Regions from separate parts of the Homo sapiens genome. Here all the other regions are linked to region 2. Evidence: chromatin loops called from intact Hi-C (ENCODE). Cell type or tissue: A673. All regions are shown on one strand. Each heading gives the region's core, and the rest is flanking DNA. Links, peaks and the distances in the headings are about the cores only.

What was found. A loop is a pair of places that touch in the nucleus more often than their neighbours do. Peaks named below come from ENCODE experiments on the same cell type or tissue, not always from the same donor. Only the 100,000 strongest peaks of a DNase experiment are listed, where the experiment ranks them.
Region 1: it touches region 2 in a loop (5-fold over the local background); 13 of 110 quality-filtered maps call a loop at or near these places.
Region 3: a loop joins it to region 2, with 2.2 times the contacts of the local background. A loop is called at or near these places in 10 of 110 quality-filtered maps.

The regions. Positions count from the first base shown.
Region 1 is chr13:45,715,773-45,721,192 of GRCh38, reverse strand. No RefSeq gene overlaps it. Among named protein-coding and RNA genes, the nearest start is that of CBY2, 16 kb to the right of the region's middle. In A673, for the core only: a CTCF peak has its summit at 2,930 (motif pointing right); a DNase peak (open chromatin) is centred at 2,952.
Region 2 is chr13:45,509,791-45,514,790 of GRCh38, reverse strand. It overlaps COG3 (component of oligomeric golgi complex 3), which reads right to left. Exons shown (of 23, transcript NM_031431.4): 15 at 4,975-5,000; 16 at 2,937-3,026. Among named protein-coding and RNA genes, the nearest start is that of COG3, 47 kb to the right of the region's middle. In A673, for the core only: a CTCF peak has its summit at 3,035 (motif pointing left); DNase peaks (open chromatin) are centred at 3,010 and 3,900; H3K27ac peaks cover 917 bases.
Region 3 is chr13:45,367,778-45,373,197 of GRCh38, reverse strand. It overlaps TPT1-AS1 (TPT1 antisense RNA 1), which reads right to left. Exons shown (of 11, transcript NR_024458.1): 4 at 3,016-3,118. Among named protein-coding and RNA genes, the nearest start is that of TPT1-AS1, 29 kb to the right of the region's middle. RefSeq lists enhancers at 1,668-2,168, 2,169-2,669, 5,219-5,420. In A673, for the core only: a CTCF peak has its summit at 2,075 (motif pointing left); a DNase peak (open chromatin) is centred at 2,027.

The DNA.
Region 1 (5,420 bases), core at 162-5,161, 210 kb before region 2:
AGAACTGTGAGCAAAATCAATGGTTATTTCAAACCATCAAGTTTTGAATGGGTTTGTAATGCAATAGTAGATACCTGATATAAGAGGGTACTGTTATTTTCTTCATTTGATTGATGAACCAACACAGAAAGGTGAAATGACTTACCCAAGGTGACGTAGTAAGCAGTGGAGCTAAGACCCATCTCCAGAAGCCTGACCCTGAAGTCCTTGCTGCCAGTTCAAACTTGTTCAGTAGATGATCTCTACTAAAGGTAAGGATCAGGGTGAGAGGTTATCAGTTTTTGACACCCAGCAGCACAATCATGTCCAGGGTGGATTCATTACAACCATCTAGCAAGTGAAGTATCCCAATCTGTCTTAGGTATGGCTGCTGTAACAATATACCATAGACTGGGTGGCTTGAACAACAAAAGTTTATTTTCTCACAGTTTTGGAGGCTGGGAAGTCTAAGATTAGCATGACAGTATGATCGGGTTCTGGTGAAGGCCTTTCTGGTTCGCAGACAGCTGCCTTCTGTGTCCTCACGTGGCAGGGAGAGAGCGAGAGCAAACACTAATACCATCATGAGGGTCCCTCCCTCATAACCGCATCTAAATCAAATTATCTTCCAAAGGCCTCATCTCCAGATATTATCACCCTGTGGATTAGGGCTTAACATGAATTTGGGGAAGACAAAATTCAGTCCATGGCACCATCTGTCTTCAGTTCTCCAAGTACATCTCCCTCAAAGCTCTGCCTGCCCTTCCCAGGAGGAGGAATCTTTATCCTCTTTGGATATAACTTCCATGAGATAGGGATGACATTTGGTTAAGTTATGTTGACTTGTAAAGGAGCCCAGTGGGGGTCCTGAGAAGCAGTGATATGATAACAATTCAGGAGGTCAGAAGAATATTAAGTAGCATCTACATTTAAGACAGAAACTCATCATAAAGTTTTGTTTTATTCTAAAGATAACGGAAAGTGAGAAATTTTAAGTAAGGAAATAACATGATTACATTCACACATTTAAGAAAACCAGTATGGTTGCAACATGGAAAATTGGCTAGAAGTAACACTGGAGACATATCAATTCAGAGTTGCAGCAATCACCCAGAAGACAACAGTGGCTAGACGGGGATTGAGCCCATGGAAATAGAAAGAAGTAGAAGGGTTCAAGGTCCATAAAGGAGATAGGATCAACAGTTATCTGGTGATTGGTTGATTAAAGGAGAGGAAAAAGGTGAAAACCATCAAATCATAGCCCCATATAAAGTAACTAACAACCAAGAAACTCTCTTCCATCCCACAGCACCCCTGAGTGACATCTGACCAATTGCTGGAAAAAGGTTTGGACTTAATGTTCCCACCGAGTGAGGATTTCCAATGAAGAGTTCCAAATCATCCTATCTGCAAAGAATAAAGGCAAGCTTAGAAAGAAAATGTCATAAATTAGCCACTTGTCCTGACAGCATTAAAAATAATCTGTCACCTGCTTCTAAGTTTGTTCTCAGTTACAAAGACCATTGTTTGAGTGAACAAAGAGGGTAAGGAATCTGGAAATAACTGTTTACCTGAAGAAACTGATAAGTGCTCAGATTGGAGAAGACCAGCATGCAAATGAGGAAGGGGGTGGGCATCTCCAAGCACAAGCATTCTGTCTGCTGCAAAAGGACCAGGAGACCAACTCGGGCTCAATATTATGAATGGAAAGAAAGCTGATTCCCAGCAGCTGTTCTTGGTATATCCAGAATATTCTAAAAATGACATGGCTCCCCAGTAAAAGATGTTTCTCATTATGAATCAGAAATTCAATATGGAGGACAATATGCTGACAGAGACTAAGGAGGATTTTGGAGTCTCGACTTCCTCTATCAGATACATTGTGTCAGTTTACCCTCCTTTCAGCTGCTTCCTGCTCTGCCCAGCTTAACACTGGACTCCAGCAAGCATTGACAACATGCAGACTGAGGTCACCCTATTTTATGGAAATTCCTCAGAAAGGGAAGAGTTCAAGAATGGAATCTGAGACATGCAGAAACCAACAGGATTTCCTTCAGAGTTGTTTTGATTCTGTTTCCTATTGTTGGCACTCTGCTAAGCTCTGGATGACCATCCTTGCATAAATGATTTCCCTATTGAAATTTCCTCCCCAAACTAATTCTGGAGATTCCATTAACTAGTGTTAACAGAAAAACCACACTCTGTAAAATATTTAAAGAGGTTTATTCTGAGCCAATATAAGTGACCACAGCCAGGGAACAGTCTCAAGAGGTCCTGAGAAAGTGTGCCCAAGGCAGTCGGGTTACAATTTGGGTTTTATGCATTTTAGGGAGACAGAAATTATAGGTAAAATCATAAATCAATACGTGGAAGGTATACATCCCATATACACCTGGCAGGGGGGTGTGACGTGAAAGGTAGGATGGGAGTGATGCTTACAGGTCACAAGTGGATTCAAAGATTTTCTGATTGGCAACTGGTTGAAAAAGTTATGCTTTGTCTAAATTCAAATCAGTAGAAAGAATGCTTGCGTTAAGGAGGTATTGTGAAGACCAAGGTTTTTATTATGTACGTGAAGCTTCCGGTAGCAGACTTCAGCAAGAATAGATAATAAATGTCTCTTTTCAGACCTTAAAGGTGTCAGGTTATCATTTAATCTCTCCTAGATCTGGGAAAGACCTAGAAAGGGAAGGCCTAGTTGCATTAATGAGAATTCTCTGTAGATGCAAATTCTCCCTCCTCCCCTCAAGAGACAGTTTTTCAGGCCATTTCAAAATATGCCAAAGAAATATATTTTGGGGTAAAATATTTTTATTTCTTTTGGGGTCTGCTGTCATATGATGCTATGCCAGAAGGTTGGAACTTGGTATCTTACTGCCACAAAGCGTCTGTGTTGTCGGTCTTGCGATCTCTATTCAATGTTAATGCTGGTCAGTTCTGCCTAAACTCCAAAAGGGGGCAGTATTATGAGGCACATCTGACCTCCCTTCCCATCGTGGCTAGAAATTCAGTTTTTCAGGTTCCTCTCAGGTCTCCTTAGCCAAGAAGGGGAGGCCTATTCAGTCGGCTGGGGGGCTTAGGATTTTATTTTTGTTGTACACTAGCTAGTTGTTTTAGGTTGTGAATGTTCCTCTTTATTTGACCTGATCCACAACTTAGGGCACCAGATAGACCTATTAACAGGATTCAGCCAATTCAGCAGGAGGGTTTAATCCAGCAACCAAGAAAGCCAGTCAAGTCAAGGGCCAAATGGAAGAAGACAGGAAAAGCTGAATGTTTAGAATGAAGCCAAGACCTGCCCTGCAAGAGGAAACAACTTTGGTTCCTAGAGAAGGACTTAAGGTTAGACCAGGAGGCAGACAAAGAAAAAGCTGCGAAAGGAACCTAGATGCTTAAAGGATACTCTCCTTGAAGAATGAAATTTCATTCTGTTCCACAAGGTTAGATCCTGCTGGATTGCTAGCTAATCTATGACAGATTGCATTACACAATGAAACATTGTTTTGAAGTAAATCTCCCCCACTCCATAAAAATGATATTTTATGGCTCGTCTTGCTAATTTTTCACCCATTTAGATTCTGCCTGACAGAAAAAGTTGACACTGTTAAATAGTATAATGTTCTCTGAGTTCTGTCAGCTTGTGAGAAAACATCCAACTGCTGTTATATACATTAATCCAAGTTAAATATTTGTAACACAAACATGGGGAGTGTGCCTTTTGTCTTCTGTCTAGAATCACATAAATCAATTTGGTTTCATCAAAAAAACAAAAAGAACCCTACACTCCAGGGTTATTATACTGACTTAGACAAATTATGGTACATCATTATGCCCTGAATGATTAATTTACCAAATATAGGAGGGCAAAAAACAGCAAAGGGCCAGAGGCCTATCAAAAACAACTTCCCATTTTTCAGATTTTGGTGGCCACAGGGGATAAGTGATTTAGCCTTTGTGTAGACATCGGTCACCTTCTGCCCTGTATGAAAATCAGGTGTGTAGTCAGCGAGAGGAAATACTCCTGTCATTTTGTTCTCCCTCCTTTGGAATTTCTGATGCTATTTTGAGTAAGACTTGACAAGTTCCTAAATCTGAGAAACAGACACCAAAACAATTTTTTTTTTTGAGACTCTGTCACCTAGGCTGGAGTGCAGTGGTGTGATCTCAGCTCACCACAGCCTCAACCTCCTTGGCTCAAGAGATCCTCCCACCTCTGCCTCCCGAGTAGCTGGGACTACAGGCACATGCCACAGTGCCCAGCTAATTTTTATATATTTTTTGTAGAGACGGGGTTTCACCATGTTGCCCCGGCTGGTCTCAAATTCCTGGGATCAAGTAATCCGCCCACCTCAGCCTCCCAAAGTGCTGGAATTACAGGTGTGAACCACCACTCCTGGCCCCAAAGCCACTTTTAAACTTAATTTTCAGAGACCAGAGTTACTTGGCAATCTGGTCTCATAGAAGGAATTTGAGATCTGCAGTCATTTGGTCTACACTGAATTCCCTGTTTGGCTCTTATTAGCTCGCTAACCTCTGCAAATCCCTTGGAGTTCCTGTTTCCATATCTGTGGAAGAAATGATACTGCCTTCCTTACAGGGCTCTGAGGATTACTGGAGGTCATATCAAGTGAAAAGTGGTGTGCAAAGAGTTCTGTGGGTGCGGGTGACTGCCTTTGGCTTGTTCAAGTCTCAGAAATTTAGCCAGCATGAACAGTGGATGAGGAGTGAGGATATTCCAGTCTCAAACTCTTGTCTGTCTCAATACAAAGATCAGTTTTCCATCAGCAAAATGGGTAAACTTCTTTCCTTAACATGTGACTACTCACTTATTTTCATTACTAGTGAATGCAGCATTACATTGAGAATCAGAAGGCTTAACTATCCTACTACAGTGATTCCTAAACTTTGCTACATATTGGAATCACCTGGGGAGCTTTTACATGCACCACTGCCCAGTCACAGCCAATATCAATTAAATCATAATGTCTAAGCTGGGGTCCAGGTGTCAATACTTGTCAAAGACCCTCAGGTGATTCCACTATACAGCAAAGTTTAGGAACCACTGACCAACTCCCTTTTATAGTCACCTAGGAGTACCTTTCAATTTCTTGACTCTAAAGTATGTCCAACTTTGAAATGGGCATTGAAGCCCAGGACAACAAATCTTGAGCCTCTGCACCTGCCCCCAGTAAGCCTGACAGCCAACCACCCTCATCTCTTGCAGCCAACTGGTAAGTGTGAACCATGAGTAAGTAGAGGGAATCCGAGGGTAGGGAAGTGAGCCTGGGGTTGGGGAGAGCACAGGGCACTCCTTCCCAAACTGGGTGAATAACAGAGAAAACACAGAAAAAGATTTCAAGATCACATCAAATTGGGTAATTAGGGGTTCATCCAGGATAAGCAGATTACTTCACTGTAGGACTTGTTAGGACCTTTAAGTC
Region 2 (5,000 bases), core at 1-5,000:
CTGTAGTCCCAGCTATTAGGGAGGCTGAGGCAGGAGAATGGCGTGAACCTGGGAGGCGGAGCTTGCAGTGAGCCAAGATCACGCCACTGCACTCCAGCCTGGGCGACAGAGGGAGACTCCATCTCAAACAAACAAAAAAAAAAGTACACAAGCTCAACCATGAAAATAATAAGCTAGTGTCTATCAAATTGAGAGCTTCTCCATACATATTTAAACCTCTTATAATATGTAGGAAACAGAATTAGATAAAAGAGGATGGCCTACAGATAAGGAGGGCAAAAGACCGAACTATCAAAACGCTTTTCATGCCTCCCTTAAGAGAAAGGACATGGCCAGGTGCAGTGGCTCACTCCTGTAATCCCAACATTTTGGGAGGCCAAGGCGGGTGGATCACTTGAGGTCAGGCATTCAAGACCAGCCTGGCCAACACGGTGAAACCCTGTCTCTACTACAAATGCAAAAATTAGCTGGGCGTGGTGGCACACACCTGTAATCCCAGCTACTTGGGTGGCTAAGGCACAAGAATGGCTTCAACCCAGGAGGTGGAGGTTGCAGTGAGCTGAGATAGCGCCACTGCACTCCAGCGTGGGTGACAGAGTGAGACTCTGTCTCAAAAAAAAAAAAAAAAAAAAAGAGAGAGGACAGTGGTACAAGAGGACATAAGCCTATGAACTTTTTTTAAAATTAGGTCATATTTTTCCCTCCTGAGATCTGAGAAACACAGGATCACTGTAGAAAATAAAGAGATGTATAGGGAATGAGAGAAAAAATCATCCATAGTCACCTAAAAGCTTTCACTGTTACATATTTTCTTCAATGCATTTTATTACATAGTCATACCATATTATCTGATTTGCATCTTAAATACCTGTTGTCTTAATATGTTTAAGTTAAATTTTATTGTTTCATTTTTAAAAATTTAATGACTGTGTAATATTGTTATATAAAACATGCCACAATTTATGTAACCATTTCCTTAACATTAGACATGTGTTTTCTAATTTCACCTATTATCAAAAATGTGCGGGCACAGACTTGGAAATACTTGTTAAAACTTAAATCTGCCTGTCTATAACTTTATTTCTAGTCCCCATGTGAAAATTTCATTTCACCTCTCCATTTCATGAATGAGAAAAATATAGTGGTCACAAAGATAAAGCTTTCCTAGCAACAAGATCCCAAATTATTCTGTGGAGAGATACATATATATAAAATGTATATATCACTTTTATATATATAATTTATATGTATATATTATATATATAATTTATATGTATATATTATATATATAATTTATATGTATATATTATATATATAATTTATATGTATATATTATATATATAATTTATATGTATATATTATATATATAATTTATATGTATATATTATATGTATAATTTATATGTATATATTATATGTATAATTTATATGTATATATTATATATAATTTATATGTATATATTATATGTATAATTTATATGTATATATTATATGTATAATTTATATGTATATATTATATATAATTTATATGTATATATTATATGTATAATTTATATGTATATATTATATATATATAATTTATATGTATATATTATATATATATATATAAAAGCCTTAAAAGTCACGTTTATAAATCCATATATCAAAAAAAGTTCACAGGATCTGAACACTCCAAGTGGGAAGAAAATTTTGGCTAGAAACAGCTCCCACAGCTCCTTCCCTATAGGTGACAGGTATTTTAAGAGGAGAGTTAAGCAAAGCAACACTTTTGAACATGCTCTACTTCCTGGGAAAAAAAAAAAATCTCAGGGTCTGTGGGAGAAGCACATGCCAGCAGCCTTCAGCCCCAGATCCCTTCTGGATTAAAAACTGTAAACCGCTAAGTGCGGTGGCTAACACCTGTAATCCCAGCACTTTGGAAGGCTGAGTCAAGAGGATCATTTGAGCCCAGGAATTTGAGACCAGCCTGTGCAACATGGTGAGATCCTGTCTCTACAAAAAATAAAAAATTTAGCCAGGTACCTGTAGTCCTGTTGCTCAGGAAGCTGAAGCAGGAGAATTGCTTCACCTCAGGAGGTTGAGGCTGCAGTGAACAGAGATCATACCACTGCACTCCAGCTTAGGTGACAGAGTAAGACCCTCTCTCAGAAAAAAAAAAAGGCCAGGCACAGTGGCTCACACCTGTAATTCCAGCACTCTGGGAGGCCAAGGTGGGCAAATCACTTGAGCCCAGGAGTTTGAGACCAGCCTGAGCAACATGACAAAATCCTGTCTCCACAAAAAATACAAAACTTGGCAGGGGCATGAAGGTACATGCCTGTAGTCCCAGATTCTTGGGAGGCTGAGGTAGGAGGATGGATTGAGCTCAGGAGATAGAGGCTGCAGTGAGCTATGATCACACCACTGCACTTCAGCCAGGGAGACAAAGCAAGACCCTGTCTCAAAACAAACAAACAAAATTGTAAGCCATACAGTCATGGTGACTCCTTCTAGTCACACAACCCAGAGCCACAATTACCTGTCCTCAAAATTGACTGACTCATTTCCTCCATGTAAGAACATTCAACTATTTAAAACATTATCGTAGAGAGAGATGATTATAAATTGTGATGTTTCCTTGAAAATGCTTTCTTGGTATTCCAGGGAAATAGTATCATTTCCCCAGTGGCTAGGACTACAACAAGAAACCTTTACTCTATAGAATGTGTAACCTAAGTACCACTTTTGGTACTTTAGCAAAGTTGGACTCTCTTATATAGTACAGTCTTTATTTAGCACTATAATGAAATAACAGTTTCTCTCAAAGAGCCTCAAAATTCAATCATGTTAAACAAATCCTACTGCCAAAACAGCTTTAAACTTCTGTGCCTATAAGTAAATGCTATATTCCACAATATTTTACCAGGAAACAGGATTTCACCTAACACTTCATCAAACCTTGTTTTTGCTGATAGACTCTGACGCTCCAAGTAAGGACTGAATGCAGGCAGACAATGCTTCCTGTGATAATCCTTGGAACACTGCCCTCTGGTGGAATAAAAGAGAATAATCAGCCTGTGGCATTTGACAAAACAAAAAAAAAGGAATATCCTAGGCTGTAAGTGCAAATAACAATGCCTGCTTGCCCTCATGGTTGGATTAATTTACTACTTGTATTATTCTTCCTGGTTTCCTATTCCCATGCAACCTTTCTAAACCAACACATAGATATGTAATATGCAGTCATCCCTGGAAACATTCATGTGACCATTCAATAAATATTGATTAGCATACTAGGCACTGTGCTAGATGCTAGAAATATAGGCAGGCATGGTTCTGACCTCACGGAGCCTTCGCTCCAACAAGATCTCATGTGGGGCTCTTTTTTAAATCTCTAAAACCAACTTTAAAACAAACCCTCAGTAAATCCACTTCTAAAAATACAACAGAATTGTATTTTAGGAAATCATGTACATGGCTCTTCATTACAGTATTATTTAGAACAGCCATAAACTGGAAATAACATAAATGTTCAAAGACAGGGGACTGACAAATAAAATAGGACTAAATCTAAATTATAGAATACTGTTTATGAAATCAAAGAATGCTGAAGGAGGCGGTGAAATTCATAATGGAGTTTAAAAAAAAAAAAAACAGGTTACCAAATGGTATAGGCAGTATGATTCTTAATTTAATTCTGCCATTACTATCTTCCCAGAGGTGTGGCATGGTGGTTGGACCAGGACTCCTGTCAGTCCCCTTGCTTCACTCCCAGCCTCCATTCTACATAAATATGAGCCTATTCATTATTAGGCCACTGTCCTGGGCCCTGGTCTCCAACTTGATGTTATTCTCTTTTTACATTGCTTCTCCCTGTTCTGTGGTTTCCCACAAGGCTATTACTATAGGAAGGAGAGATTAGAGCTGCCACCTGCTGGGTCACTAACCCTGCCTAAGAAAGCTTAAGATGAGCAGCTTAGACCAAGACCCTCGCCTTCCCTTGCTCAGCCTTAACGTATTTTACACTGGATTGTCTTTCCCCACCTTTGATCGGTAAGACTAAAAGTGTTAAGATTTGAATATAAGCTAGGTGAAAAAAGAATAAGCCAGCCTAAGGCATAAGACAAAACTGGCATAGTGACCTCCTCAGGCCTACCTACTATTAAGCTAAAATCCCTGTTAAGCACCCTAAGAGGTTTTATTTCCTAGAGTCTGTGATGACAATGGGTTCTATGTGGAATATGCCTCCTGCGTATTTTCCTTGGGATCCTGACTCCACTGCAGGAAGTTGCTGAATCTCAGCCTAATATCATTATTCAATAAACCTAATGGACACCCTGGGGAGGAAGAGATGCCAAATATCCAAACCTCTCTCTGGAAGAGATCTCATCAGCTGGGCAAAAAGGCTGAGACATCTAAGTCTGTAGAGGTGATCTGGGCCTGTCCTTAAGAGTCCCAGAACTGGGCAAAAGGCACTTTTGGTAGCATTTCAAAATCTATAAGCACAAAGCCCAGCAATTATGCATTTTAAATTAAATATAGAGTAGTGTACATTCTACTGACCCAATGAAACAACTGTGCAGTCCTACAATATAAAATATCTCTGCGGTGTAAGGGTAAATGCATACTCCTTTTGAACCATATCCTTAAGAAATAGTGGCATCTAGACAATTCATTACATGACTGCTGTATTTAATCATTGCTCTAAATGCAGTCAGGGTCTTCTCTTCAGGAATGCACACATAAAACAGTCATGCAAAATTTGCCCACAATTTTGAGGTGTCCATAGACTCCCCAAAGCCCATTACTGAATTATAAGTTTCTATAGAAAGTTCAGGTTAGAAATTCCTAAATTAGCTTGACCTCAAGTTACTTCCATATCTAAAAATCATGATTTTAAGAATATCCAACAAAATACTTTATCAAGATCTTAAAATGTAAATTTAAAAATATTTCAAGTGAAAGAACGAGCAATTCACAGTAAAGATACACGTACATCTATGCATCTGTATAATTTGGAGA
Region 3 (5,420 bases), core at 162-5,161, 140 kb after region 2:
AGATTCTTTTCCATACAGTGTCTAGTAAGATGTGTAAGAGAAATGGTCACTCAACTAAGTCCCAAAGGGAAGAGGGTCTGCTTTTCTTCCTTTTAGAACCCAAAGCTGAAGTCATCTGTTTGTAAAATGCAGAATGAAATACAATCCTAATTAAGTTGTGTCACAAGACATGCTGCTCAGGAGCCCTCTGCCCCTTGGGAAGCCATCCAAAGGAAACACGAGCCCAAGGTGACTGGGAAGGCCAGATGGTGTCACTTAATACAAAGGAGAAGGAAACTAGGCACGAACTACTGATAGACAGTTACTCTACAGGGAACTGGGTTTTAATTTCAATGGAAATAGAGCCCTGAGAACTCACAGGGAAAGCAAAGGGCATGGAGCGGGAAAGCGGAGGGGCACGGGTGCGGGAAAGCGGGGGGCATGGATACGGGAAAACGAGGGGCATGGATACGGGAAAACGAGGGGCATGGATGCGGGAAAACGAGGAGCATGGATGCGGGAAAGCGAGGGGCATGGATTCAGGAAATCGCGTGGCATGGATGCAGGAAAGCAAGGAGCAGGGCTGGAAGGAAATTGAGATGGGGGCCATCATTCAGTGTGCTCTGGCTTAGTGCCTCCTGTGTGAAATGAGTTAAATGGCACCCATCTCTTAAAGTTATGCAACTATTTTCCATATCCCCCCATCCCTCAGACCTCTCTGCCTCTGTGACATTTGTCCCGAGGACAGGGAAAGTAGCTCCCTGTGTTCGTATGGCCTGGGCAGGGCCTTACAGCAGCTTGACCAACCTGCAGCTGCTCTCCCTCTCTCTCCAGATGCAGCCCTTCCCGTTGGTGCTGGCTTTAGTTCCTGCTTTCTCTCTCCACGGGCTAAGAAGCCGGCTCCCTCTCTGCCCCGCACATGCTACTGGCCTCTCTTTCATGGCGTTCCCTCCTTCCAGTTCTCTGAACACACCAAACTCCCTCCTTGGGGTTTTTGATGGCTTGCTTTCTCCTCAGCCCAGTAAGTTCTTCTCACCTGGAGGTGCAGTCAGCGCTTTTTCATTGTCCAGATCACTGCTCAAATGTCATCTCCCTGGAGAGGACTTCTTGGACCCACCAGCCTCAGCTCCCTCTTGCCAGCCACTTTCTATCACATTCCTGCATTCTGGCTTCCTCAAAGCTCTTATCTCTATGGGAAATTATCTTGCTTATTTGTGTGGTTGTGATTGTCAGCATCTCTTCATCAGAATGCATGTTTGCTCATTGCTGTATCCCCTGTGCCTAAGACCCTAGGATCACAGGCCACTATAAAATGATGGTCATTCATTTAGCCAAAGTGATAATTCCAAAATTTCTTTCTTTCTTTTCTTTTTTTTTTTTTTTTTTTTGAGACGGGATCTAGCCCTGCAGCCTCTGCCTCCCAGGCTCAAGCTATTCTCGTGTCTTGGCCTCCCGAGTAGCTGGGATTACAGGTGCATGCCACATGCCTGGCTAATTTCTGTATTTTTAGTAGAGACAGAGTTTCACCATGTTGGCCAGGCTGGTCTCGAATTCCTGGCCTCAGGTGATCCTCCCACCTCAGCCTCCCAAAATGCTGGGTTACAGGCCTGAGCCACAGGGCCTGGCCTAGCCCTATCTTTACCATTAGCTCCATTTTACAAGTTGTCATGGGGGGTAGTACACAGAAGGATCGCGCAGCTAAAAAGCAACAGGGTTGGGAGTGGAAACCAGGTTTGTGTCCTCCTCTCTCCTTCGGCTCCCTAGTCGCCTTGGGGAGTTCCCACCAATGGGGCCCAAACCTGATCATCAAAATCAACAGGAAACATCTTCAAGAGGGTCCAGGGCCCGCCCAATTCCCATGGAACCAGAATCTTTGAGAGTGCCGCCCAGAAATCCGTGTTTTTCAAAAGCTCTCCAGATCCCAGTACTCAGCGGGAACTTGGAAACCATTCACTTTACCGGGGTATGAAGCCACCCAGCAGCTGGAAAGCGTCCTAGGAATGCGCTGATGGTTCTGACTGCGGTCATTGGGAATATCATTCCGCTCTCCCCTGCCCGGCGGCTGGAGCGGCGTGTTCGCAGCGCCCTCTGCCGGACATTCGGCGAAACCGTAACTGCAGCAACCCCCTTGGCGGGGTGTGTAGGGGCGTCAAGCCGCGCTCATCAGCCCCCTTTGCAATACAGCTCCCTACTGCTAAGTGGAGGTGAGTAGTAAATAATACTCGCTGACTGAGAAAGTGCAAGGTCATCCGATTTTATTAATAGGCCGGGCGCGGTGGCTCACGCCCGTAATCCCAGCACTTTGGGAAGCCGACGCGAGAGGATCCCTGTAGCCCAAGAGTTTGAAACCAACAAGATAGTGAGATACCGTCTCGATCTTGCAGATAAACATTTTTAAAAAAAGAAGAAAAAAAAAAAAGGCCGGGCGCGGTGGCTCACGCCTGTAATCCCAGCACTTTAGGAGACCGAGGCGGGTGGATCACTTGAGGTCAGGAGTTTGAGACCAGCCTGGGCAACAGGGCAAAACCCAGTCTCTACTAAAAATACAAAAAATTAGCCGGGCCTGGTGTCAGGTGCCTGTAATCCCAGCTACTCGGGAGGCTGAGGCAGGAGAATCGCTTGAACCTGGGAGGCAGAGGTTGCAGCGAGCCGAGATCGTGCCATTGCACTCCAGCCTGGGCAACAGAATCAGACTGGCTCAAAAAAAAAAATTAAATTCTATTAAAGAACAAACAAATTTTTACTTCTAATTAGAACACTCCATTCTAGCAAAACACACATAGGTTAAAAAGATGGGTACATACATGGTTTATCCAGTAGCTTTGGCCACCGCTAGGTAGAGAGTTGCATCCTCAGGAGTTTCCCACACTTCATTTATTCGTTTACTCATTCTTTTTCCCCCCAACAACTATTTATTTCATGCTTAGTAAATACCATGCACTCTTATGGCAGAGAACCAAAACAAAAAATTCTCCCCTCCTGAAGTGTATCGCCTAGTGATGGAGACACGTAGTAAACAGATAAATATCTACTTACAATTGGAGGCCAGTGCTCTGAAGGAAAACAGCCAGGTTTTGAGAGCTCTATTTTAGGAAGATGGGCAAGGATAGCCTCCTTGGAGCTGACCTGAAGTGAAGATCTGAAATTGACATGGAATGAGCCAGGCAAAGCAGAGAGGGATTCCAAGTGGCTTCATGAGTTCTCAGATGAGGGACTGGGAGGAAGCCGGTGTGCGGTGCTCAGGAGTGGCGGGGTGTAAACTGTGGTGAGGTTAAGGAAGCAGGAGTTAACAATAAGCACCTGGGCCGGGCGCGGTGTCTCACGCCTGTAATCCCAGCACTTTGGGAGGCCAAGGCAGGTAGGTCACTTGAGTTTAGGAGCTGGAGACCAGCCTGGGCAACATGGCAAAACCCCGTCTCTACAAACAGTACAAAAATTAGCCGAGTATGGTGGTGTCACCTGTAGTCCCACCTACTTGGGAGGCTGAGGTGGGAGGATTGCTTGAGACTGGGAGGCAGAGGCTAGAGTGAGCCATGATTGGGCCACTGCACTCCAGCCTGAGTATCGCTCAGAGTGAGATCCTGTCATGGCGGGGAAAAAAAAGGAAGAAAAAGATTTAAACCCAGGCAATCCACATCAGCAGCCATTCTCATACCTATCCACTCCTCACTGCCTTCTAGGCATTGCTGAATTTGAGCTTTATTTTAAGTACAATGAGATATTTGTAAGCTTTTAAGTGGGACTCTGCATGATCTTTTATGTTTTAACAAGATGGTGCTAGATGATTACAGACTTTAGGGAGGAAGAGTAGAAGGGTGAGACAGCAGGCTGAGACAAGGAGGAGAGGTGCAGAGGTGGGAGACAGTGCAAGGATTTAAAACAAGTGACAGGACTGGTGACAGATCAGGTGAGGTGGTGTTGGAAAGGAAGGTGTCAAAGAAGGCACTTAGCTCAGGAAACTGGGTGGTACCATTGGCTGAGATGGAGCAGAGTGCAAGTTTAGGAGAGTCAGTAGAATTCAGATGTGCATACGTTGAGTTAAATGAGATGCCGGTGATACGGCTAAAACCAAAACCAAGGAGGCTGTTGGATAAATCACCGGCATTTCAAACTTAAGGTGTATAAAGGTGAATTCTTCATTTACCTTATTCTGAAATTCAGAGACGTCCAGGCTAGAAATGGAAATTTTTTTTTTTAAGCATTATGAGTGCTATTTAAGTCACTTACGGATGATGCTATCTAGGGAGAACACATAAACACAGAAGAGTTCCAAGAATCAAACCCTAAGGAACTCCAACATTTGGAGGGTGGATCCAGAAAGAGAAGGCAGGAGAGAGGAGAGAAAGCCAGTGCCTGAGGGGAGCCAGGAAGGACTCACAAGACAAACACAGCCTAGAACTGTGCTTACATTGTGCTTGGAAAAAGAAATAGACACCAGATCCCTGCTTCCTGTTTCCTTATGTGAACCCAAAGTATCCGAGACAGGTCTCAACCAATTTAGAAAGTTTATTTTGCCAAGGTTGAGGACACACGCCCGTGACACAGCCTCAGGAAGTCCTGACCACATGTGTCCAAGGTGGTCAGGGCACAGCTTGGTTTTATACATTTTAGGGAGACATGAGACATCAATCAATATGTGTAAGATGTACATTGGTTTGGTCCAGGAAGGCGAGACAACTCGAGGTGAGGGACGGGGCTTCCAGGTCACAGGTGGATAAGAGACAAACAGTTGCATTCTGTTGAGTTTCTGATTAGCCCTTCCTTGTGGAATTAGGTATTTCCTTGTGGGCAAATTATGAGCAAGGTGTGTAGCTTTTTTTTTTTTTTAATCTTTGTAGCTCTCTTATTTAGGAAATAAAATGGGGGGCAGGTTTGCCTGAAAGTTCTCAGCTTGACTCCTTGGCTTAGTGATTTTGGGTTCCTTGGAAAATGATTTATTTTCCATTCACACTTGTGGCAGGAAGTGGCCCAGACTCATGGAGTTTCAGTGTCAAAGTCTAGGCTGGTATAGAGGGAGCCCATGTGCTTGTCTAAGTTTATTCATTTGTCTACACTAGCAGGTGACGGGTGGCTGGGCACAGTGGCTCATGCCTGTAATCCCAGAACTTTGGGAGGCCGAGGTGGGTGGATCACTTGAGGTCAGGAGTTCAAGACCAGCCTAGCCAAGATAGTGAAACCCTGTCTCTACTAAAAATACAAAAAATACGGCCGGGCACGGTGGCTCACACCTGTAATCCCAGTACTTTGGGAGGCTGAGGCAGGTGGATCACGAGATCAGGAGATCGAGACCATCCTGGCTAACATGGTGAAACCCCATCTCTACTAAATACACAAAAAAATTAGCTGGGCGTCATGGCAGGCACCTGTAGTCCCAGCTACTCAGGAAGCTGAGGCAGAGAATTGCTTGAATCCAGGTGGTGGAGGTTGCAGTGAGCCTAGAT